Linked DNA regions of Homo sapiens: region 2 is linked to region 1. A link is an interaction called in ENCODE POLR2A ChIA-PET data of the cell type or tissue named here. Cell type or tissue: PC-9. All regions are shown on one strand. Links, peaks and the distances in the headings refer to the core of each region. The heading gives the core; the rest is flanking DNA.

Region 1 (12,014 bases), core at 1,481-9,480:
AGTAGGTATGTTGAGGCAACGAGATCTTAGACTCTTGCTCCTATTTACCCCAACTACACTGTTCTGCTTCCCCCAGATTATTGGTGTCAGTGATGGAGACATTTATTAATCCTGTTAGTTTCTGGGAGCTAGAAATTGTGATTTCTTCTTAGTAATACAATCTTGAATAATTTTCAAGCTGATACCCGTTTAGAAGTATCAGAAGAGAATTTGTACATGAAGCCTGCACATACGTGGGGTGTAACTCATGTTCAGTTAGGCTAAAAGTTATTGTTGCGTGCCTCTTTTCAGAATTTTAGGTACTTGTGCTTAAATTTGATTCAGAACTGTTTTGGAAAAGCCTTGAGTATGTTTGAAATACCTTCCCTCTTGAAAGTAATCTCAAGTTTTTAATAAGGGTTAATCATGTTAAAAAAACAAAAATGTCTATTCAACCAGACATTGGCATTTCTTGACCTTTTTTCCTGTCTTACCTGGATCTTGCAATAAAGGATGCCTGGTTTAACTTTCTTGAAAATCACATTAGGGAAGGCTTTGAATGAAATTGATCTGGAACAATAAGTGATGATTTGGAAAAACAATTGCTATACTTCTATGTACCCTGCTGCAGCTCTCCCCATGTCTCCACCTCTAGAGGTGGGGTTCAGGGATTTGCATAACTAAAAAATTTATGAAAGTGTTGTCCTACCTTTCTCAGGAACACCATTTGTGAATTATTTTCCCAAAAACGAGGTAGAAATTAGAAATCTAGAGAAGTAACTATTAGTACATGAGGTCATATTAGTGTTTTCTTGTTGGGTTTTTTTTTGTTTATTTGGTTTTTTATCTTATGGTTTTTTATTTATTTGATTTCTTTCTTTACGAGACCTCTTGTGGCGGTGGGGGGCGGGGAATGTTCATTTTTTTTTAAACCTATTTGACCAGCATTGTTTCCTTGAAGAAAACCTAGATTTCAGATACAGATGTTTATGTTTTGATTTATCTTAATTGCTCTGGTTTGGTTTTTGGGTTTGGTCAGCACTAACGTACTAATGTGGTTAAAATGAGTCCTTTGTTTTGGGAGGCCAAGGCGGGTGGATCACTTCAGGTCAGGAGTTCAAGACCAGCCTGGTCAACATGGCGAAACTCTGTCTCTACTAAAAATACAAAAATTAGCTGGGACTGGTGGCAGAGGCTTGTAATCCCAGCTACTCAGGAGGCTGAGGCAAGAGAATCACTTGAACCCCGGAGGCAAAGGTTACTGTGAGCCGAGATCAGGCCTTTGCACTCCAGCCTGGGCAACAAGTGAAACTCCGTCTCAAAAACAAAACAAAACAAAAATGAGTCCTTGGTAACTAGAATATTCGGTTCCCAGGGTTACAGTATCTAGATAGTAAATAATTCAGGGAAGTTAGTGGTAAGAGATTTCTTGATCATTTCTACTGAGAATTTTATTTAACAAGCATTCCTTATGAAAAATAATATCTATGAAAAATTTCCTTCATGAGGAACGAAAACTTTCATTTAATGAATGACAAGGGTATAGTTTTAAAATAAAGGGCAAAAATCAAAGGTTGGTAAACGTGTGATCTCAGCTCTGGAAACCCCATTATGCTTATGTCAACGGTGATGTCTGAGTGTTGAGGTTTGGGAAAGGTGAGTTTCCTTGACTTTTCAAAAAATTTTAGATTTTCGTATGGTCCACCATAGACAAATGAGTTTAATCAAAAGTCATAGCTTTTTTTTTTTTTTTTTTTTTTGCGACAGAGTCTCCGTCTATTGCCCAGGATGGAGTGCAGTGGCACAATTTTGGCTCACTGCAACCTCCGCCTCCTGAGTTCAAGCTATTCTCCTGCCTCAGCCTCCTGAGTGGCTGGGACTACAGGCATATGCCACCACGCCCAGCTAGTTTCTGTATTTTTAGTAGAGACAGCATTTCACCATATTGGCCAGGCTGGTCTCGAACTCCTGACCTAGTGATCCGCCCACCTCGGCCTCCCAAAGTGCTGAGATTACAGGTGTGAGCCACCATGCCCAGCCAACTTTTATCTTTAAGTAACTTGTGATGTTTCAATTGCAAAATCCTATGCCTTTGTGACTTCAAGTGACCCCTTTCATAATCCATAAGTGTTTAATGAATGTCTACCATATACCTAGCCTTGACATGGAAACATTTTTAATACAAATGTCTATTTTTATTTTCCTTTTGTTTGGTGTAGAGAAAAAATAGCCAGTTCACAATATTTTATAAAATAGTTATGAAGAGAATGTCAGTATACTCTACACATATCTTGTTTCATCTTATCAAGTAACACTACCAACAATGTATAGAATTTCTTCAAACTGAGTTTTATTTGGCTTGTTTGGGGATTTTTTTTTTTTTTTTTTTTTTTTTTTGGCTAAAAAGTAGGTCCTGAAAGGAGGACCTCCAGAATGTGCTTTGTGTCATTGTGTCGAGTCTTTCTTTTGAAGGTTTAATATTTAACTATTTATTTAATATAAGCTTTTCTTTTGCTGTTAGACTGCTTTTCAGGAAGCCTTGGACGCTGCAGGTGATAAACTTGTAGTAGTTGACTTCTCAGCCACGTGGTGTGGGCCTTGCAAAATGATCAAGCCTTTCTTTCATGTGAGTATTAAACAATGTCTGCTTTGTAAGAGATTTGTGTTTTTTGAGTTGGTGGTCACAGTGGTAGGAAAGAAAGACAGTTAAAGGATTTTGGTTTCGGTGGGGGGATTTCTTTGGCTGGATCTTTGGTCTAAAAGTAGTAGTATAACAAATAATTTAGGTTTGATACATGTAGCCCATTGAAAACAAATTTTAGAAGTTAATTTTGTCTTAAATAGTTCTTTTTTTCCCCACATTGAAACATGGGCCTTATTTGAAATCCCAGCCTCAGAATTTGATATGCCAAGCTGTTTTATACTAAGAAAAATTTGATTTAGAGAAAATTTATGTCTCTTAGATCTATGTCTCCAAAGATCTAAATTTTTGGATCTTTAATTAGTCTCTACTTTTATTAAGTTTCCATTTAAGAAGCTTGGGTATGTTGATTGCCATTACCTAGTTCTAAATCTTTTTGGATTTTTCATTTTAAATTTTCCAGTCCCTCTCTGAAAAGTATTCCAACGTGATATTCCTTGAAGTAGATGTGGATGACTGTCAGGTATGTAGCTGGAAATATGAGATACTGCTGAGCTTTTCACATTGGCCTTTTTCTCTGAATTGCACAGTGCTTTTTTCCATAAATATGTCAAATAATTCTAGAACTGTAATCCTATCTAAAAAGTTCTATCTCAGAAGAGCAGGCAAGTTAGGAGCTTAATCCTAGCTATCGGGAGCTGTATATCACATCCTAAAGTAAACAAAAATAAATGAGTGAGACTTCTGAATCTTATCGGCCACCCACCTTTCTAAAACCCTACATTCTACTTTACACTCTGAGATGTGCAATAAATGGAGATTGAATTTAGCTATGATCATTACATCCATAGGCTTGATGGAGTCACCAAATTATGAGACCGCTTGTAGGGCTCTTTGTGAACTTGCAGTAGCATGAGAACCTGCATTTGCAAGCCTATTCTAGTCTTGGTTGATTTTAGTCAATTAGAAACCACAAATGTTTTAACAAATAAACACCAAGGTACCTGAGAGAATAATTTGGAAGAAATTCCAGGGTTGGTTGTATTTAACAAATACTTGTTTTGCACTAGGTATATACCAGGCACTGTTCTGGGTGGTTTTTAAGTATCAGTTCATTTAATCCTGAGTGCTGTTATCATCCCCATTTTATAGATGAGAAAACTGAAACACAGAGGTTGTTCATGAAGTTTCAGTGAGTATGTGGCTGAACTAGGATTTAAAATGAAGTGGTCTGGCTTCCCAGCCCTTGACCTTAAGCACTACCCATCGGAGGATGCTCTGTCTTGTGGGTGTAGATCGGGTGCTTAGCACATGACCACAGACCTAGGAGAGCGGGTTGAGGAGGTATCACTTCGGGGCCCTTTACAGATATGTGAGCATTTTCACTTAGCCCTAGTGGAGAAGGAAAGGCGATGGGGGAAGGGTGCAGTGTGGCAACAGAGGCGCTGGACCTGGCTTCCAGTCCTGGCTCACTAGCATCTGCTTAGGCCAGTCACTCCTCTTCCTTGAGCCTTAAGACCTGCCCCATCAACCTCCCAAGGTTGCTTATTCATTGAGCAAACATGGAATATCCAATAAAGGGTGAAGGGTCACTTAAAACAGGCATATGGCAGTGCTCTCTAAACATGGGAGGGCGCAACAACCCCAGATTGTGTATTCTTAGCCAGTTTTTGACTCTGTGCCTTGGGCAACCCCTGCCTTGGCTTGTGCTGTCTTCTCCATCTGGCCTGTCCTTTCCTTTCCTACCTGACTAACTCCTTGTCATGAGCTTCACCCCTTCTCCACTTACCGCCTTGTGTGCCCTAAGTACCCAGTGAATCTTGGCAATTATTATAATGATCTTTATGTCTGTCCTTTACCATTAGTCTCAGTAGATTCCTAGGATCAGAGACCCTGTCTTAATTCACGTTGGTTGCCCCTTCACCTAGCACACCTGCCTTGCATGTAGTATAGGTGTGGAATGAATGAATGATGAATGTGATATGGTTGTTAAGTTACTATTCTAGATGTGTCCCAGAGTTGTTTTTTTTTTTTTAAAAAGAGTGTAATTGCATTTTTGTGAAAAATCCTTATCCCTTGTTTTAATCAAACTTAGTCTTATTAAGGTCAATTTAGCTAGGGGAAAATTGCACCTGGAATAGAGAAATTCTAACTGCCACTGATCCTATCAGATAGCAACTTGATTTTTTTTTTTTTTTTTTTTTTTTTTTTTTTTTTGAGATGGAGTTCACTCTGTCACCTGGGGTGGAGTGCAGTGGCATGATCTCGGCTCACTGCAACCTCTGCCTCCCGGGTTTAAGCAATCCTCTGTCTCAGCCTCCTGGGTAGCTGGGATTACAGGCATGCACCACCATGCCTGGCTAATTTTGTATTTTTACAAAATTAAAACCCCAGTAGAGACGGGGTTTCACCATGTTGGTCAGGCTGGTCTCGAACTCCTGACTTCAGGTGATCCACCCACCTCGGCCTCCCAAAGTGCTGGGATTATCCACCACGCCCGGCCTTGATTTTTATTTGAAAGCAATAATAGGTGCCAGATGCCATGATAAGCCCTTTGCATGCACTATGTCATTTAATCCTCACGATAACTATACGAGTATTTTTTATTAGCACCCTCATTGAACAGGTAATGGCACTGCAGCACAGAAGGTAAAGTCAGTCTCTTGAGGCAGACCAATGCACCATACTGTACTGAGGACAGGTCTTCTTACTGCCTTTAGGAAGTACAGTCATGCATCACTTAATGATGAGGATACTTTCTGAGAAATGTTAGGCAATTTTGTTGTGCACACATAGAGTGTACTTACACAACCTAGATGGCATAGCCTCCTGTACACCTAGGCTATGTGGTAAAGCCTGTTGCTCCTAGGCCACAAACAGGTAAGGCATGTTACTGTACTGAATACTGTAGGCAGTTATAACACAACAGTAAGTATTTGTGTATCTAAACATAGAAAAGGTATGGTGAAAACATGATATGAAAGATTAAAAAATGGTATGCCTTTATAAGGTACTTGCCATAAACGGGACTTGCAGGACTGAGAGGTGCTCTGGGCGAGTCAGTGAGTGGGTGGTGAGTGAATGTGAAGGCCTAGAACCTGTAGACGTTATAAACACTGTATGCTTACAAATTTTATTTTTAAAATTTCTTTTTTCAGCAATAAATTTATTGTAACTTTTTTACTTTATAGTTTTTTTATTTTTTTAACTCTTTAACTCTTGTAATAACACTTAGCTTAAAACACGAATGCATTGTACAGCTCTACAAAAATATTTTCTTTATATCCTTAGTCTATAAGCTTTTTTTAAAAAGACTTTTTAAACTTTTTGTTACAAACTAAGATTCAAACACATACATTAGCCTAGACCAACACAGGGTCAGGATCATCAGTATCACTGTCTCCCATCCCCACATCTTGTCTCACAGAAAGGTCTTCAGGGACAGTAACATGCATGGACCTTTCATCTCCTATGATAACAGTGCCTTCTCCTGGAATGCTTCCTGAAGGGCCTGCCTGAGCCTGTTGTATAGTAACTGTCTTTTTAAAAAAATAAGTAGGAGTACACTCTAAATTAATAATGAAATTAAAGTAAATACAAAAACCAGTAACGTGGGTGTTTATTATCAAGTAGTATATACTGTCCATAATTGTAGTGATATGCTTTTTTAAGTGAAAGCAAGTTTATTAAGAAAGTAAAGGAACAAAAGAATGGCTATTCCGCAGGTAAAGCAGTCTGTAGTGGTATACTTTGTATGTAATTGCAGCGCAGATTTGTTTGCACCAGCTAATGCGATGGGCTATGACATTAACCCATCACTAGGTGAGAGGAATTTTTCAACTTCATTATAATCTTATGGGACCACCACATATATGCAATCTGTTGTCGATCTAAATGTTATATGGTGCATTACTATAGGTGTGCAAAGCACTCGAGGACTTCCGTATGACAGAGCTCCTCCTTCATGTCTGCTTGGTGCACCCTGATCACCCTGAATGTATCTTTTTTTTTTTTTTTTTTGAGACAGAGTCTCACTCTGTCACCCAGGCTGGAGTGCAGTGGTACCATCTCTGCTCACTGCAACCTCCACCTCCCGGGTTCAAGCGATTCTTCTGCCTCAGCCTCCTGAGTAGCTGGGACTACAGGCAGCCGCTACCACACCAGGCTAAATTTCAACTTTTTAGTAGAGACAGCATTTTGCCATGTTGGCCAGGCTGGTCTCGAACTCCTCACCTCAAGTGATCCACCCGTCTTGGCCTCCCAAAGTGCTGGGATTAGAGGCATGAGCTACCGTGCCTGGCCTGAAAGTGTCTTTTAAAACCTTGAAGTGACCCTCTGACAAACTGAGGAACTTTAACTTTGCCTCCATAGATTGATAGAAAAGTATGAGTAGTAGCCCTTTTGAAAATGATAGACCAACCTTATTTCTCTGACAGCCAACAGGGTTATGATACTTATTTTATAAATGGTAACCTCCCTCTGACCCTTACTTGGAGTGAGTTTTCAATAGTATGCATTCAATAAACATTCACCATTTTTATTCCAGCCATTACTGTCCTTGTGCCTCTTACTGGAACCTGTACTTTCATGCTCAGCAGGTGTCCAGCATTAAAAGAAAAAGTAAAGATTACCTAGAAAGAACTCCTCAACAGTAGTGCCACCCACCATCCTAGAGGTCGTCATAGTGTTTGTAGCTGGCCTTTCTTCCCCTTGAGAATTCTCCGTTGGTTTCCGTGATTTGGTTATCAACAGTCCTGCCTGCTCGCTTGCTGTCCTGTGTAGCTTTTGCTGCTTAGGTGCTGAGTGGTTCTATATTTCTTTCCCAGTCCTCTTTTGAGTGCCTGGCTGACATTTTCAATCTCTATTGGGCTCCAAACCAAACCAGTTTCGTGGTATTGTCCTCCAAACCTTGCCCTCTTATAGCATGAACAATGTGTTGAGCATGGGGTATTATAAGAGTTCTCATTTAGCATTCCACAGTTGAGGAATGTGTGTTACTTCAATTACCTTTGAGCTGTAGAAAAATCTTTAGCTGTGGTAACAGCCACTTCTAGGAGAGGAGAAAATACGGATCAACTAGCCCAATTTGCGATGTTAGGAATTTGTCGATTTTCTTAGTAGGATGGCTTTCAAAGGTTAGAGCATCAGAGTCACCTGAAGCCCGACTTTAACTGTAATGGTTTAAGATGGGGTTGATGGGGAAACTTGTAGTACCCCTCAGGTAATTCTGATACTGCAGCAAGGTTTGAGAATTCACAAAGTCTTTTTATTTTTCCTCCCGAGATAGTCTCATTCTGTCGCCCAGGCTGGAATACAGTGGCATGATCTCAGCTCACTGCAACCTCCGCCTCCCAGGTTCAAGCAATTGTCCTGTCTCAACCTCCTGAGTAGCTGGGATGACAGATGTGTGCCACCACACCTGGCTAATTTTTGTATTTTTAGTAGAGATGGGGTTTCTCCGTGTTAGCCAGGCTAGTCTCGAACTCCTGACCTCAGGTGACCCACCGGCCTTGGCCTCACAAATCAGTTTTTAATTAAAAATAAGCAGGAGGCTGAGTGTGGTGGCTCACACCTGTAATCCTAGCACTTTGGGAGCCCGAGGAAGGTGGATCACTTGAGCTCATGAGTTTGAGACCAGCCTGGGCAACATGGAGAGACCTTGTCCCTATAAAAAAAAAAAAAAAAAAATATATATATATATATATATATATATATATATATATAGTGTGTGTGTGTGTGTATATATATACACACACACACACAAAATTAGCCAGGTGTGGTGGCGTGTGCCTGTAGTCCCAGCTACTGGGGAGGCTGAGGAGGGAGGATGGCTTGAGTCTGGGAAGTGGAGATTGCAGTGAGCTGAGACTATGCCCCTGCATTCCATCCAGCCTGGGTGACACAGCCAGACCCTGTCTCAAAAATAATAATAATCAGTAAACCCAGTGTGGGGTTATTCCTTTAGATTACTATTATTTTGTTCTTGAACAATTGATTTTTATTTTTTTAGACTTTTTAGCCTTTATATAATCATTCTGTGTACTCTGCCTTCATAATAAAACTGGAAAAATTATGAGCAAGAAATAAGAGGTACTAGTTCTGAGGAATAGTTAAGATTATCATACTGAGTCCAATTGTAGCAGAATTTTTTGTTGCTTCTTTGTATGATACTTAAAATAGTTGAAAATTTGATTGGATTAAAGAGCATATTGGATCGCTGGAGTATCTGATGCTAGTAACATTCTGAACATTCTGCCTGTTAATGTGCCCGTCAAAGGAAGTAAATATTAATAAAACTTCTTCATTGAGAATATAACCGGTTTGGCTTTTGTAATGCCATTATATTCATTATATTAATTTTCATATGCTGAAAAATGTCCTCATGCGGAAATGTGGGGTACATGACAGGGAAAAGTTTCTGGTTTTGGATTACTTCTGTCAAAGCTCAGTACTCGCAGTCTTGTATTTAATCCTCTCCCTTTGCTACTTTCCCTACCAGGATGTTGCTTCAGAGTGTGAAGTCAAATGCATGCCAACATTCCAGTTTTTTAAGAAGGGACAAAAGGTACGTACATCTGACCTTTAAAACTCTAACTGGGCAATAGGAAACCCAGTATAAGTGAATAAATCACTGGAGTGATGTTCCCTTTAAAGATTGAGGCATATCACCAAGTTCTGCTTTTAAGAATTTTTAAATATGCCAAAATTCATTGGCTTAAGTACATAATGTGACAGCTAACTGAAAATCAATCTTTCCTAGAACTAGTCCTATTTATATCATAAAGCACATAGAATTTCTTAGACTTGGGCAGTTCATTTGTTGTTAAGTATTGTGTAAAAGAAAATTTGTACTTGAGCCTTTTGACTTTTCTCTTGATATTTTTTCTTTGTTTATAACTTAAATGAACTGTATGTTATTCAGGGAAGTTTACTTTAAATAAGATTATACTTCTTTTTCCCTCCACCCCTATTCTTCCTTCATTCTATGCTGAATACATATTTATACATATGTATATATATACATATGTATATGTATATATATAAATACATATTTATACATATTTTATGTATAAAACAGTGCTACAGTGCTACGTCTAATGTCAATTCAATATTCTCTTAACAGGTGGGTGAATTTTCTGGAGCCAATAAGGAAAAGCTTGAAGCCACCATTAATGAATTAGTCTAATCATGTTTTCTGAAAATATAACCAGCCATTGGCTATTTAAAACTTGTAATTTTTTTAATTTACAAAAATATAAAATATGAAGACATAAACCCAGTTGCCATCTGCGTGACAATAAAACATTAATGCTAACACTTTTTAAAACCGTCTCATGTCTGAATAGCTTTCAAAATAAATGTGAAATGGTCATTTAATGTATTTTCCTATATTCTCAATCACTTTTTAGTAACCTTGTAGGCCACTGATTATTTTAAGATTTTAAAAATTATTATTGCTACCTTAATGTATTGCTACAAAAATCTCTTGTTGGGGGCAATGCAGGTAATAAAGTAGTATGTTGTTATTTGTTATCTTTTGACAGAGAAAATAGCATTCTCTGTTTTAGCAGGTGAATCCTCTATGCTCTCCAAAAGATCAGCATGACCAAAATTGATGTCCACTCATGAAGGACTTGTTCGTTTTGTTTGTTTGTTTTGCCACGAGGATCGGATCTTGATTCTCCTCGAAGTATCTGAGAAAGTCTAGTTGTATAGGCCAGACATAGGTTCTGTCTTGAGTGGTAAAAGTTGTGGGAAATTATTACTTATATCATTCAAAGAACATTGTTTCTTGTGTTCTAAGCACAGTAAGGGGTTGGGGGTTTGAAGAAACTTTTTGAGTTTACATAATAATGAAGAGCAGAATTATCATATGCCAGGTATCATCTTTCTATTAATTCACTTAATCTTTGTAACAATCCTATTAGATATAGACACTATAATCCCCATTTACCTGTGAGGAAACAGACAAAGGGTGGTAATTTCCCCAGCATCACAACTAGTCATTGGAGGAGCTGGGATTTGAACCAAAGAAGTCTGGTACCAGAATATGTGCCTTTAACTACTACATTGCCCTCAGTGCAACAATCTGAGTAAGCAGGAAAATGATGGGCCCTTAGTTGAGTTTCTTTCCTCATGTGAAATTAGGATGCCAAACTTAGATGATCTCTCAAAATACTAATGGAATGCCTGTTATGTGCCAGGCATCATGCTAGGCTTGGGATAAAGCTGTGACTAAGACACCCTCATCCTCATACAGCTTACATTCTAGAAGCAGAGACAAACAGGTGAATAATAGACTGGTATATTCTACAAGGCAAAACCAAAAACTGGGCGCAGTAATGAGAAGAATAGGGGAACCAGCTGTGCATCAGGTGGTTGGACCTGGGTTCTTTGAGGTGACTGTAAACAGAGCTGTTGGATAAAAAGTACTCCAACCTGCTGAGAGCCAGGGAATCAGCTTTCAAGCAGAGAGAATGACAGACACAAAGGCTTGAGTCAAGAAAGAGCTTGGTACCTTGTAGAATCATCAGAGGAGCATGAAATAAAGCTCGATAGAGTGGCAGGGCCAGGTCAGCCAGGGCGTTATTTGTTCTAGAACGGATGAGAAACCATCGAAGGGTAAGTCAGGGTACATGCTTTGTTAACAAGTTATTTTGGCACCTGTATAGAAAACGGAAACTAAAAAGTGGAAAACCAGTTAGGCTTTTTTGTTTGTTTTTTGAGATGGAGTTTCGCTCTTGTCAGCCAGGCTGGAGTGCAATGGCGCAATCTCAGCTCACTGCAACCTCCGCCTCCCAGGGTCAAGCCATTCTCCTGCCTCAGCCTCCTGAGTAGCTGGGATTACAGGCACCCGCCACCATGCCCAGCTAATTTTTGTATTTTTAGTAGAGATGAGGTTTCACCATGTTGACCAAGATGGTCTCGAACTCCTGACCTCAGGTGATCCACCCACCTCAGCCTCCCAAAGTGCTGGGATTACAGGCGTGAGCCACTGTGCCCGGCCCCAGTTAGGCTTTTGCAATTACCTAGATCAGAGATAATGATAGCTGTGACTAGGAGGACAGTGGGGAAGTGACAGAGATGGAACAAAGCCTAAGGGCCTGTGAGAGGAAGACCCAGGAGTGAATCTCAGGTTTCTGGCAGAAGCCCTGGGTGTCGGGGTATGATGTGATGTCATGAGTGAGGTGAGGATGGGAGGGAGAAAGGGGTGGTGGTGAGGGAGTCAGTCTCTGGCCCTTCTGAGTTGGGTGCTTCTGAGGTGCACATCCCACTGAAGGTGCTGTGCAGGCTGTTGGGTACCTAGTTGAGAGCTCCAAGGACAGGTCTGGACTGGGATAGAAATTTGCAAGACATTGTCATGTAGATGGCACTTATAAACAAACATGACATC
Region 2 (12,014 bases), core at 1,869-9,868, 210 kb after region 1:
TTAAACATTTTTAATATAAAAGGCTTGGTACATACCAGATGCTCAGAAATAGTTGTTTAATTTGTTCAATGAAATCCATGCAAGAGTATGAATGGCTGCATGCAAAAGTAAACACTGTTTTTAATTAACATTTTCTCATTTATTTTCTCCTAGGCCAGTGGTTCCCAATTGAGGGTGATTGAACTCCCCAGGGGACATTTTGGCAATGTCTAGAGACATTTCTTATTGTCACGATTAGGGGGGTTGCTACTGGCATCTACAGGACAGCGCCCCACCAACAAAGAATTATTGAGCCCTAAATGTCAGTAATGCTGAGGTTGAGATATCTTGCCCCAGAATTTTTCGAAGCCAGTACTAAAGACCACAGATAGTGCTTGTTAAAAAGGCAGATTCCGGCAGGGTGTGGTAGCTCATGCCTGTAATCCCAGCACTTTGGGAGTCCGAGGTGGGTGGATCACGAGGTCAGGAGTTCAAGACCAGCCTGGCCAAGATGGTGAAACCCCATCTCAACTAAAAACCTACAAAAATTAGCCAGACGTGGTGGCAGAAGCCTGTAATCCCAGCTACTCAGGAGGCTGAGGCAGGAGAATCGCTTGAACACGGGCGGCAGAGATTGCAGTGAGCCGAGATTGCACCACTGCACTCCAGCCTGGGCGACAGAGAGAGACTGCATCAAAAAAAAAGAGAAAGAAAAAAGAAAGGCAGATTCCTGGGCTCCACCTTTATTGAATCAGAATGTGTGGGGCAGGGCCAAGGAAACTGCGTTAACAGCTCCCAGATGATTCTTAAAAACATGAAAGTTTGGGAAACACTGGCAATGGGCAAGGTTAGCTTTATCACCCACTGCCTGCTTGTGGTTCATCACATCATACGTGTGTTAACATAATAATGATTATTAGAGCTGAGAATATTTTATAATAAAAGAAGCATATTTACTCTCCTAGATGTATTTTAGGAGCATATTTGAATAAAATAAATGGCTATTAATTATGTGAGAGAAATATAACTCGAACGTGTAAATGTTACATGTTCCCACAGGCCCTATACCATCAAGGGCACAAAATCTTCCATGGAAATTTTTTTAGGGGGAGAGGAGATGAAGATTTCTTTCACTGTGGCCTAAGTGTACATTTTTACTCACTTTGCCTCTCCCATGCTGCTGGCCCACTTTAAACTACACCCCTGAGCCAGGGGACCCAAGAAGTAGAATGTTCTTTCTAGAAAAACACACAAAGTAAAGAACAGCTTTCTGGGGAGGAAGTTAGCCTAGATACAGGTTGAGAGAAGCTCTTCTCCCTCTCTCCCCAAACTGAGCAAAATGAACTAAATCCAGCAAATAATAATGGTCTAGCAGTAGACACATGCCCCCAAACTTAGAGAACAGTAGAAGCTGAAAAATAGACTTAGAAGTGTCTCAGAGAACTGATCTGAAAACCAGAAGGTGGGGGCAAGACAGTGCATCATAAAAGGGAATTTACTATTTCCTCCTCCTAGCAAGGCGAAAGACCAAAAAGTATCAGCTGGGAGTAATTCACAAGTGCTAAATATGTCCTACAGAAAATAAAAGTTGGCTGAAAATTTAAAAAAAAAAAAAAGTAAGAAAAAGAGGGAAGGCCGGGTGTGGTGGCACGCCTGTAATCCCAACACTTTGGGAGGCCGAAGCGGGTGGATCACCTGAGGTCAGTAGTTTGAGACCAGCCTGGCCAACATGGTGCAACCCCGTCTCTACTAAAAATACAAAAATTAGCTGGGTGTGGTGACAGGTGCCTGTAATCCCAGCTACTTGGGAGGCTGAGGCAGGAGAATCACTTGAACCCTGGAGGCAGAAGTTGTAGTGAGCTGAGATCAGGCCACTACACTTCAGCCTGGGCGACAGAGGGAGACTTCATCTCAAAAAAAAAAAAAAAAAAAAAAAAAGAAAGAAAGAAAAAGAAAAAGCAGGAAAAGCAAACAACAACAGAAACAAAAAGACTCGCTCACACTAAACAAATAGCTCTATGTCCCTGGGGCTTTCCCACCAAACAGTGGGTGACCTCACTGAAAAGCTAGCAGTAATCCCAAGCCCAGGGGGATCCTCATGGGATCAGATGCACCACTGAAAATTTCAGAGAAGAAACAAACTGGGGGAAATATTTGCAACATATATGACAATGAGTTACTACTCCTCATATGTGAAGAGTTTTTGCAAATCAATAAGAAAATTGAAGAAAACTACCAACTCCTTAATAGAAAAAACAAACCTGGGCTGGATGTGGTGGCTCACACCTGTAATCCCAACACTTTGGGAAGCCAAGGTGGGAGGATGACTTGAGCCCAGAAATTTGAGACCAGCCTGGGCAACATGGTGAGACCCCATCTCTACAAAAAATTAAAAAATGAGCGGGGTGTGGTGACATGCTTGTGATCCCAGCTGCTTGGGAGGCTGAGATGGGAGGATTGCTTGGACCCAGGAGGTCAAGGCTACAGTTAGCCATGATCGTGCCACTGCACTCCAGCAGGGTGACAGAGTGAGAGACTGTCTCCAAAAAAAAAAAAAAAAAAAAAACACCAAAAAAAACGTAGTTTACAGATAAATAAGTAAAAATGACCCTTGAACTTGTGAAGAGATACTCAAACTCTTCATAATTAAAAAAGTGCAAGTAAAATATTGGACTAATTTTTTTTTGCCTACAATATGAGTAAATATATAAAATACAAATATGTATTTTTGGCAAGGGAATGATGAAAATCAAGTGATTATACTTTATTGATGGGCATACAGATTGATAATAAATTGGTAAATCTGAAAGATAATTTGGTGATAACTCTAGAGATAGAAAATGTTTATACACTTGCACCTGCAATTCATTTTTGGAATTCAGAAGTTTACAAAATCTCTCAAATTGGATGAAAGACCAGAGTGGTGGGGAGGAGTCAGTAAACAAGAAATTCCAGATCACAGAGAGGGCCAAAAGAAAATATTTAATATACACTTTTAAAGTTGTTTGAGTGTTATGTTGTGATGTAAACACTTCTTGTAACCCCCTATACTTCTGATAACAGCATTTGAAAACTGGGACACCAAAGGGAAGGAAGGGGTTTATGTGTGAGTTGGTGTGGGGTGAAGACCAGGCATAGGAGGCAAAATGGATGTAACAAGTAAGAATTCAGAGGATGAACTCACGAAGATAGAGGGTAGAAGGGTGGTTATCAGAGGCTGGGAAAGGTAGCAGGGAGGCAGAGGAGTAGGGATGATTAATGGATACCAAAAAATAGAAAGAATGAATAAGACCTAGTATTTGCTAGGACAACAGGGTGACCACAGTCAAAAATAATTTAATTGTACATTTAAAAATAACTAAATCTATAATTGGGTTGTTTGTAACACAAAAGAAAAATACTGGGGAGGTGATGGATGCCCAATTTACTCTGATGTAATTATTTATACATTACATGCCACCTACTATGTACCCACAAAAATTAAAAAAGAATTTTAAAAAAATAATTCAGAAGAAATAGGAAATCAGAACAACAAGAGTCTAGGAGAACTAACCCCAACCCATTGTGCCTCAAGATAAAAATCCATAAAAATAGTGGGGTGAGCATCAGACAACCTCCAATACTATGTTGGTAGGAGTGTAAGCAGGAGGACATGGGATATTTAGTCAATTAATTCCTAGAATCCACAAAGATCATTTGCTTACTCTAGCTCAACTAGTGGTTTTACACCATCCATATGGATGATTTGTATGTTTACGGATTTCCAAAGTAAGACATTTCTCACTGATCTCTGGTTCTTACTTAATGGCAAAAAGGTCATCTCTGGATTAAGCATCATTGGCTTTTCTGTAGCAGGCATGATCCATCCATAGACTTACTGCCAGGCTGGAGTGCAATGGCACAATCTCGGCTCACCAAAACCTCCACCTCCTGGATTCAAGCAATTCTCCTCCCTCAGCCTCCCAAGTAGCTGGGATTATAGGCACACACCACCATGCCCAGCTAATTTTGCATTCTTAGTAGAGACCGGGTTTCTCCATGTTGATCAGGCTGGTCTCAAACTCCCAACCTCAGGTGATCTGCAAGCTTCGGCCTCCCAAAGTGCTGAGATTACAGGCCTGAGCCACCGCATCCGGCCCCCATAGACTATTTTAACCATCAACTTTCGGAATGCACATCCAAGACTGGCATATGTTAGTCTATGGTCTTGTTTGCATTGACTTATAGTTGTGTTTTATACAATTAAAAACACCCTTCTAAACCATCTCTTCTCCAAGGGGTTGACCTCTCCCTAAGATAAGGTGGTCAGCTTTTAAGATGTTATAAATTAGTTGTTTCCAAGTTGGCTTACATTGGGAGTAGCTGGAAAACAAGAAAAGAAAATTTCCAGGTTCCTTTCTCTAGGTGATCCAGAGCACAGGAATCTGTGTTTGCTTAAGCTTTCCATCTGATTCTGTGACAGCCTGATTTGGGAACCACCGGAGGTGGACACAGTCGCCCTTACTTGAAGAAAGGACAGAGAACCAAACACAGAAACAGGGATGGTGTCATAAGAGAACACTTGGCTCTCAGACTGTGTTTACTGTGGTTCTTAGCCTAGTTTGTGGTTCCTGCTTTTCCTTTATTTCCTCTCCAGGGTCTCTGGCTTCCTGTGCCCAAGTAAGTTTCTTTCCTGCCTGTTCCACATTTATTTCCTTTCCCTGCATCCTCGCACTTGGCCTCTCCTCCGCCAAACCCTTAAACATAAGGAAATGGTGACCTGATTATATTCACCGCAGCTGCTTGAGCCTCTTTAAAAGACATTTTAAAACACCCATAAGAAACATTCCAAAACCCAAGCAACATTTCCCCATGGAATTGTTTACACTGTGTTCCAGACTGTAGCTGGGCTGTGCCTTCTCGACATTGACATAACATTGTACCACCCAAATTGCCCATTGTAATATACATGTAAATGGCACCAGTATACTAATAAAAAAAAAAAACACTATTCAAAACTAAAATCTTCAACAACAAAAAAGCAGCATGGGAAGACCTGTGTTGGAAAGAGTGAAAAGTGGGTATCTATGTAGGAGAAACACAGAGTTGGGAAATGAGAAAGAGCCCAGAGGACAGAGTCCCCTGGTGAAGAAAGCAAGATGGCACCTTGATTCCAGAGGCCTCAAATCTTGTGGAATAATGACATGAATGTAGCCATGTATCACTTTGATAATAAACAGGAGCAAAGTCCTATGAGGTCCAAGTTCTTTGGTTCTTGGCTGAGACTTTTATCTCATTTAGCAACTGAAGCATTTAAAAAATCTAGTAAACACTCCAGAGTTCATGCTGTAATAGAGAGACAGCATACAACAAGGTACTCTTTAAGCATGGCACTGAAAACATAAAATATGCCTAATATACTTGGAATGTACACAGCTTGTTCACAGATAGAATGCTGGAAAACAGTGCCAATAGTGTGGAGTCCCAGAAGACAGCTCTTACTGAGTCAACCAAGCGAATTTCTTCTCATTAGGGACCTGTGTTTTAGATGCAAATGTATTTTTCTTTTCCAGTGGTGCTTAACTTCTTTTCAATTTTGGATAAAACAGGAAATTATTTCTTAGTTTTTGTTAAAAAAAATACGACTGTAACATTTTCCTAGTAATTTGCAAGTGTTTCCCTCAGAACTTTTAAGCACAGGCTGTTAATTTAAGGGAAGAACCATAAGATTTTCCAGTCATATTAGGGGGAAAAAGACCAAATCTTGAGATTTTAAGTTTTAAGAATTCTGATTCTCTCAGAGATAGTCTTTGCGGTAGTCTTGATTTGCTTGTCAAATGTTTTAGTATTGAGAACTATCCACTGAGAAATGGGCTTTTTCCTTCTAGTATACTGAACATATTAAATGGCTTTCCTAGCATTAACGTAAACTTCACTGAAGATGATGGGACAATATTATGAAGGCATATTATGTTTATATACACAGAATAAATTAATTACTTCTCTAAGTAACTATTACGATTATAAGGTGTTAAGATCATTTAAATACGGAGAATAATAATAGCTTCTATAGCATATTAAAAGCCTCTGTTGGATTGGGACCATGGCCAACATAAAATCACTTTAGAAACCACAATAGCTTATAATACAATCAACTAAAGTACCTATACCCATATTGTTTTTGAAGATTTTCCAACTCATTAAGTAAATACCTTCTTTATAGCTCCCTCTCCCTCTCCTCTCTTCTCCTCTCCTTCCTTCCTTCATTTGTACTTCCTTTCTTTGTATTCTCCTGTCTTCCTTCCTTCTCTCCTTCCTTCATTCCTTCCTTCCCTCCCTCCCTTCCTTCCTTTTCTTGTTAGACCACTGCCTAGTTAATTTTAGGAGCAAGCATTGCAAACTCAAATACCTTAGGAAGCCAGACAGATAACATAAATGAGTAAAGCTGCCAGGTATCAGAAACAGTTTGTGATTCCCACAGAGGGCTCAGGCGTTGATGAGTCCAAGTGCTGACTGCTAAGCAATTCATAGAGTGGTTGAGATGAGATAGGTGAGCACCTAGACGAGAACTGTGGGTTCAGATAGGTGCTGCTGCTGCTGCTGCTGCTACTATGTTTGACTTCGGAATTTTCTTTACATGCTTGGGATGGGTGAAGGCATATCAAAATGTTAGAGACATGAAAGTTAGAACTAGGAGGAAAGTTACATGTTGCCCAAGCCATTTTTCTCATTTTACGGTATAGCAAAATGTCAGTAAAAAACAGAGAGCCAGAAGACCTGGATTGGAATCCTGACCTGTCACTTACTGGCTATGTGACCTTAGGAAAATCGCTCAGCCTCGCCATCCCTCCCTTCTTATCTCCTCTAGGACATTGTTCCAGCAATTTTATCCTTCCCAAAACATGAATTTTCTTTCACTTTATCAAATATGCTGTGATTTCTTCTATCAAAAAAAATTTTTCTTGTGCTCACAGTTAATAATACTGTACTAAATGAACACTTTAAGAGGATAGATTGTATATTATGAATTTTCTTTTTAAAATTATTTATTTATTGAGAGAGGGTCTCACTCTGTCACTATGGCTGGAGTGCAGTAGCATGATCATGGCTCACTGCAGCCTCAACTTCCTGGGCTCGAGTGATCCTCCCACCTCAGCCTCCTGCGTAGCTGGGTCTATAGGCATGTGCCAGCATGCCTGGCTAATTTTTGTATCTTTTGTAGAGACAAGCTTTCCCCATGTTGCACAGGCTGGTCTTGAACTCCTGGGCTCAAGCAATTCCCCGCCTTGGCTTCTCAAATTGCTGGTTTACCACACCAGGCCAACGTTATTAGTGTTTTCTAGGACAATAATTTTTTTTTTTTTTTTTGAGACCGAGTTTTGCTCTTGTTGCCAGGCTGGAGTGGCACAATCGCGGCTCACTGCAACCTCTGCCTCCCACGTTCAAGCAATTCTCCTGCCTCAGCCTCCCAAGTAGCTGGGATTACAAGCGCCCTCCACCAGGCCCAGGTAATTTTTTTGTATTTTTAGTAGAGACGGGGTTTCACCATGTTGGACAGGCCAGTCTCGAACTCCTGACCTCAGGTGATCTGCCCACCTCAGCCTCCCAAAGTCCTAGGATTACAGGTATGAGCCGCCATGCCCAGCCTACAATAATTTTTTTAAGAGAAATTCTCTTGATCCTACCACCTCAATTCCCTGTTTCCCCTCAAAGCAAAAGTTCTTAAAAGAGATGTTTTTTTCACCAAGACAGCACTTGTCAAAGTCATCAGTGACCTTGAGGTTGCCAAACCCAGTGGTCATTTCTCCAAACTCACCCGACCTGATCTTTCACCAGGATTTAACACAGGCCATCAGTCAGTCAGTCACATTTAAACTGCTTTCTTCATTTGGCTTTCACAACTGTTTCTTGATTCTCCTCAGTGCTCTCTGACCTTTTTGTTTTTTGTTTGTTTGTTTGTTTGTTTGTTTGTTTTTGAGACAGGGTCACTCTGTCACCCAGGCTGGAGTGCAATGGTATAATGACAGCTTACTGCAGCCTTGACCTGCCGGGCTCAAGCAATCCTCCCACCTCAGCCTTGGATGACAGGTGTGTGCTGCCTCACCTGGCTAATTTTTTTGTTCTTTGTAGAGAGGGAGGTCTTGCTATGCTGCCCAGGCCAGTCTCAAACACCTGGGCTCAAGCGATCCTGCCACCTTGAGGGCCTTCCAAAGTGCTAGGATTATAGGCATGAGCGACTGTGCCCAGTCTCACTGACCATTCTTTCTTAGTCCTCTTTTAAGGTTCGTTCTCATTTTACAAATCTTTAATTTGGGATGAGCAATGACTTGGGCTTGATCCCTTCTATCCCTCAGGCCATTCTCTCTGTGATCTCATCCAGTCAATGGCTGTGCACAGGTGAATCCCAAATTTATATGTCAGCTTATTTTCTCCATGGAACTCCAGACTCATACTTAACCTCTCCACGGGATGCCTAGAAGGCATTTTTAAATTAACAAGTATATTGCAAATTCTTAATTTCCTCTCAAAACCTGCTCCTCCTATAGTCTTGCCTACCTTGTTAAAGACAGGTCATCCTTTTAGCCCTAACCAAATCATCCCATATTCTACAGCATTCTGATTTTTCTCCAGAGCATTAATCACCATCTTTCATATGATAGTATTTACTTGCTTGTTTCTTGTCTATCTCACCCTACTGAAGTGTAATCTACATAAGTACAAGACCTGGTCTCTTTTGTTAATTTCTAGATGCCTAGAGCTTGGCATAGAGTAGGTGCTCATTAAATATTTGTTGTTGAAGCCGGGTGCGGTGGCTCACGCCTGTAATCCCAGCACTTTGGTAGGCCAAGGTGGGTGGATTACCTGAGGTCGGGAGTTCGAGACCAGCCTAACCAACGTGGAGTAACCCCGTCCCTACTAAAAATACAAAATTAGCTGGGCGTGGTGGCGCATGTCTGTAATCCCAGCTACTCGGGAGGCTGAGGCAGGAGAATTGCTTGAACCCAGGAGGCAGAGGTTGTGGTTGCGGTGAGCTGAGATCGTGCCATTGCACTCCAGCCTGGGCAACAAGAGTGAAACTCTGTTTCAAAAAAACAAACAACAAAAAATATTTGTTGGAAAAAAAAAAAGGAAAGTCCCCATGTTCATGTAGCTTACAACCTAATATGGCATGGACAATGAGGTAAGAAAAACAATAAGCAAGAGAAGAATGTCATAGATAACAGGAAAGAAAATAAAAGGCCAATTGAATTCACTCATGCAGATACATGAAATGTATTTTGTGTCAGGAGGCGGTAATTGTTATAAAGAAAAATAAAACAGGGTAAAGGGATAGATATTGATGGCAGTAGGAGGTGAGTACTATTTTATGTAATGGTCAAGAACAGACTCTTTACTGAGGTGATATTTGAGCAGAGACCTGGAGAATGGAAGGAAGTGAGCCAGGGAGACATCAAGGGGAAAAGCATTCGAGCATAGGGAACAGCAGGTGTGGGGACACTGAGCAATCATGTTTGGAGCAGCCAGGAGGACTTCAGAGCTGAGAAAGGAGGGGTGAGAGAAGACTGGCAGTGAGCCAGATCCTAAGGTCCTTGCAAACCTTGATAAGCACTTTGGATTACCTATTTTCCTGAATAAGATGAGAAGCCACTGCATTATTTCAAGCAGAAAAATGACTTGATTTGGTTTAGATTTTTATAACATCACTGTGGCTGTTTCTGGGTGGAGTCTGTGTTACAGAAAGGGAAAGGAGTGGCCGGGAGAGCACTTAGAAGCTATTGTAATAATCTGGGCAAGAGATGATAATGGCTGAAAGCAGAATGGTAATGGTGGAGTGGTGACATCAATGGTGAAATCAGATTCCAGACATAATTGGAAGTGGAAGCTGCACCAGGCACATGACACATGGCACAAAGCATTGCCCTCAGAAGGCATTCAACACATAATTATCAGATGCATGCCCAAATACTTCTTATTTTCATTACAATAAAGTGTTCTTATTAACGGGTTCAAAAAAACTCCCACTTGATCAGGGTTTCTAGGAAGTTTCTTTTAAAAAAACAAAGCACAGGGCCTGGTGCAGTGGCTCACGCCTGTAATCCCAGCACTTTGGGAGGCCAAGGCGGGTGGATCACGAGGTCAGGAGATTGAGACCATCCTAGCTAACACGGTGAAACCCAGTATCTACTAAAAATACCAAAAAAACTAGCCGGGCGTGGTGGTGGGTGCCTGTACTCTCGGGAGGCTCAGGCAGGAGAATGGCATGAACCCGGGAGGTGGAGCTTGCAGTGAGCTGAGATCACGCCACTGCACTTGAGCCTGGGCGACAGAGCAAGACTCCATCTCAACAATAACAAAAAAAAGTACCAACTCACCAAAACAATATATATATCATATATATGTTATATATAACACACAACATATCATATATGTTATATATAACACACAACATATCATATATATTATATATAACACACAACATATCATATATATGTTACATATAACACACAACATATCCTATATATGTTACATATAACATACAACATATCCTATATATGTTATATATAACACACAACATATCCTATATATGTTATATATAACACACAACATATCCTATATATGTTATATATAACACACAACATATCCTATATATGTTATATATAACACACAACATATCCTATATATGTTATATATAACACACAACATATCCTATATATGTTATATATAACACAACATATCCTATATATGTTATATATAACACACAACATATCCTATATATGTTATATATAACACACAACATATCATATATATGTTATATATAACACACAACATATCATATATATACATATATCTGTATTATACGCATAATATACGTATATAATATGTATTATACATATTATATACGTATATGTATTATACATATAATATATGTATATAATATGTATTATACATATAATATATATAATATGTATTATACATATAATACATATGTATGTAATATGTATTATACATATGTACAATATGTATATTATATATTATATATGTGTGTATATAATATAATTATATATTATATTATATATATTTTTTATATATATACACACACACACACATGCACACATATATATTTAGTACATTGGGTAAAGTATTTCTTAAATTTTAGGCAGAAAAAAAAGCACTTGTAAAACACTAAACATACTAGATTTTCCCGTAAGTTGATTCCAAGAACTTAGTATTTCATATGAAAGGATCACATTGACCCTTAAATTTCTAACATTTACCATGGGCGAATTCAATTGACCTTTCATTTTTCTCTCCCATTAGCTATGGCATTCTTTTCCCTTTAACTCCGTAATCATAAACACAGCTATTTTCAGACCTGTCACTTATACAAAGAATATATGGCAGCCGGGCGTGGTGGCTCACACCTGTAATCCCAGCACTTTGGGAGGCGGAGGAGGGCAGTTCACGAGGTCAGGAGTTTGAGACCAGACTGGCCAACATGGTGAAACCCCGTCTCTACTAAAAATACAAAAATTAGCCAGGCATGGTGGTGGGCACCTGTAATCCCAGCTATTCAGGAGGCTGAGGCAGGAGAATCGCTTGAGCCTGGGAAGCAGAGGTTGCAGTGAGCTGAGATTGCACCACTGCACTCCAGCCTGGGCAACGAAACTGTGTCTCAAAAAAAAAAAAAAAAAAAAAAAGGGGAATATATGGCTTGATAGTTATTGGATTCTCTCCATAGGGAAAGCATACGCTATGGTCTTTTCTATGCTGTGGATGTGAATTCCAAGTGAATGGCTAGTTGTAAAGTTAACTGGCTCTGCATTCCCCAAGAAACATGCAAAAGAGGCTGGGTGTGGTGGTTCACGCCTGTAATCCCAGAACTTTGGGAGGCCGAGGCGAGCAGGTCACCTGAGGTCGGGAGTTTGAGGCCAGCCTGAACAACATGGAGAAACCCTGTCTCTACTAAAAATACAAAATTAGCCGGGCGTGGTGGCACATGCCTGTAAATCCCAGCTACTTAGGAGACTGAGGCAGGAGAATTGCTTGAGCCCAGG

Evidence for each region. ChIA-PET counts read pairs that join two places held together with the same protein. Peaks named below come from ENCODE experiments on the same cell type or tissue, not always from the same donor. Only the 100,000 strongest peaks of a DNase experiment are listed, where the experiment ranks them.
Region 2: POLR2A ChIA-PET joins it to region 1 with 10 read pairs; 4 of 35 experiments call an interaction of 5 or more read pairs at or near these places.

Annotation. Positions count from the first base shown.
Region 1 is chr9:110,241,949-110,253,962 of GRCh38, reverse strand. It overlaps TXN (thioredoxin), which reads left to right. Exons shown (of 5, transcript NM_003329.4): 2 at 2,501-2,605; 3 at 3,084-3,143; 4 at 9,120-9,185; 5 at 9,744-10,153. The coding sequence ends at 9,806. Among named protein-coding and RNA genes, the nearest start is that of TXN, 8.6 kb to the left of the region's middle. In PC-9, for the core only: no CTCF peak of the experiment used is centred there; a DNase peak (open chromatin) is centred at 5,392; H3K4me3 peaks cover 849 bases; H3K27ac peaks cover 1,855 bases.
Region 2 is chr9:110,034,248-110,046,261 of GRCh38, reverse strand. The region is part of intron 7 of PALM2AKAP2 (PALM2 and AKAP2 fusion); the gene reads right to left. Among named protein-coding and RNA genes, the nearest start is that of C9orf152, 170 kb to the left of the region's middle. In PC-9, for the core only: no CTCF peak of the experiment used is centred there; no DNase peak of the experiment used is centred there.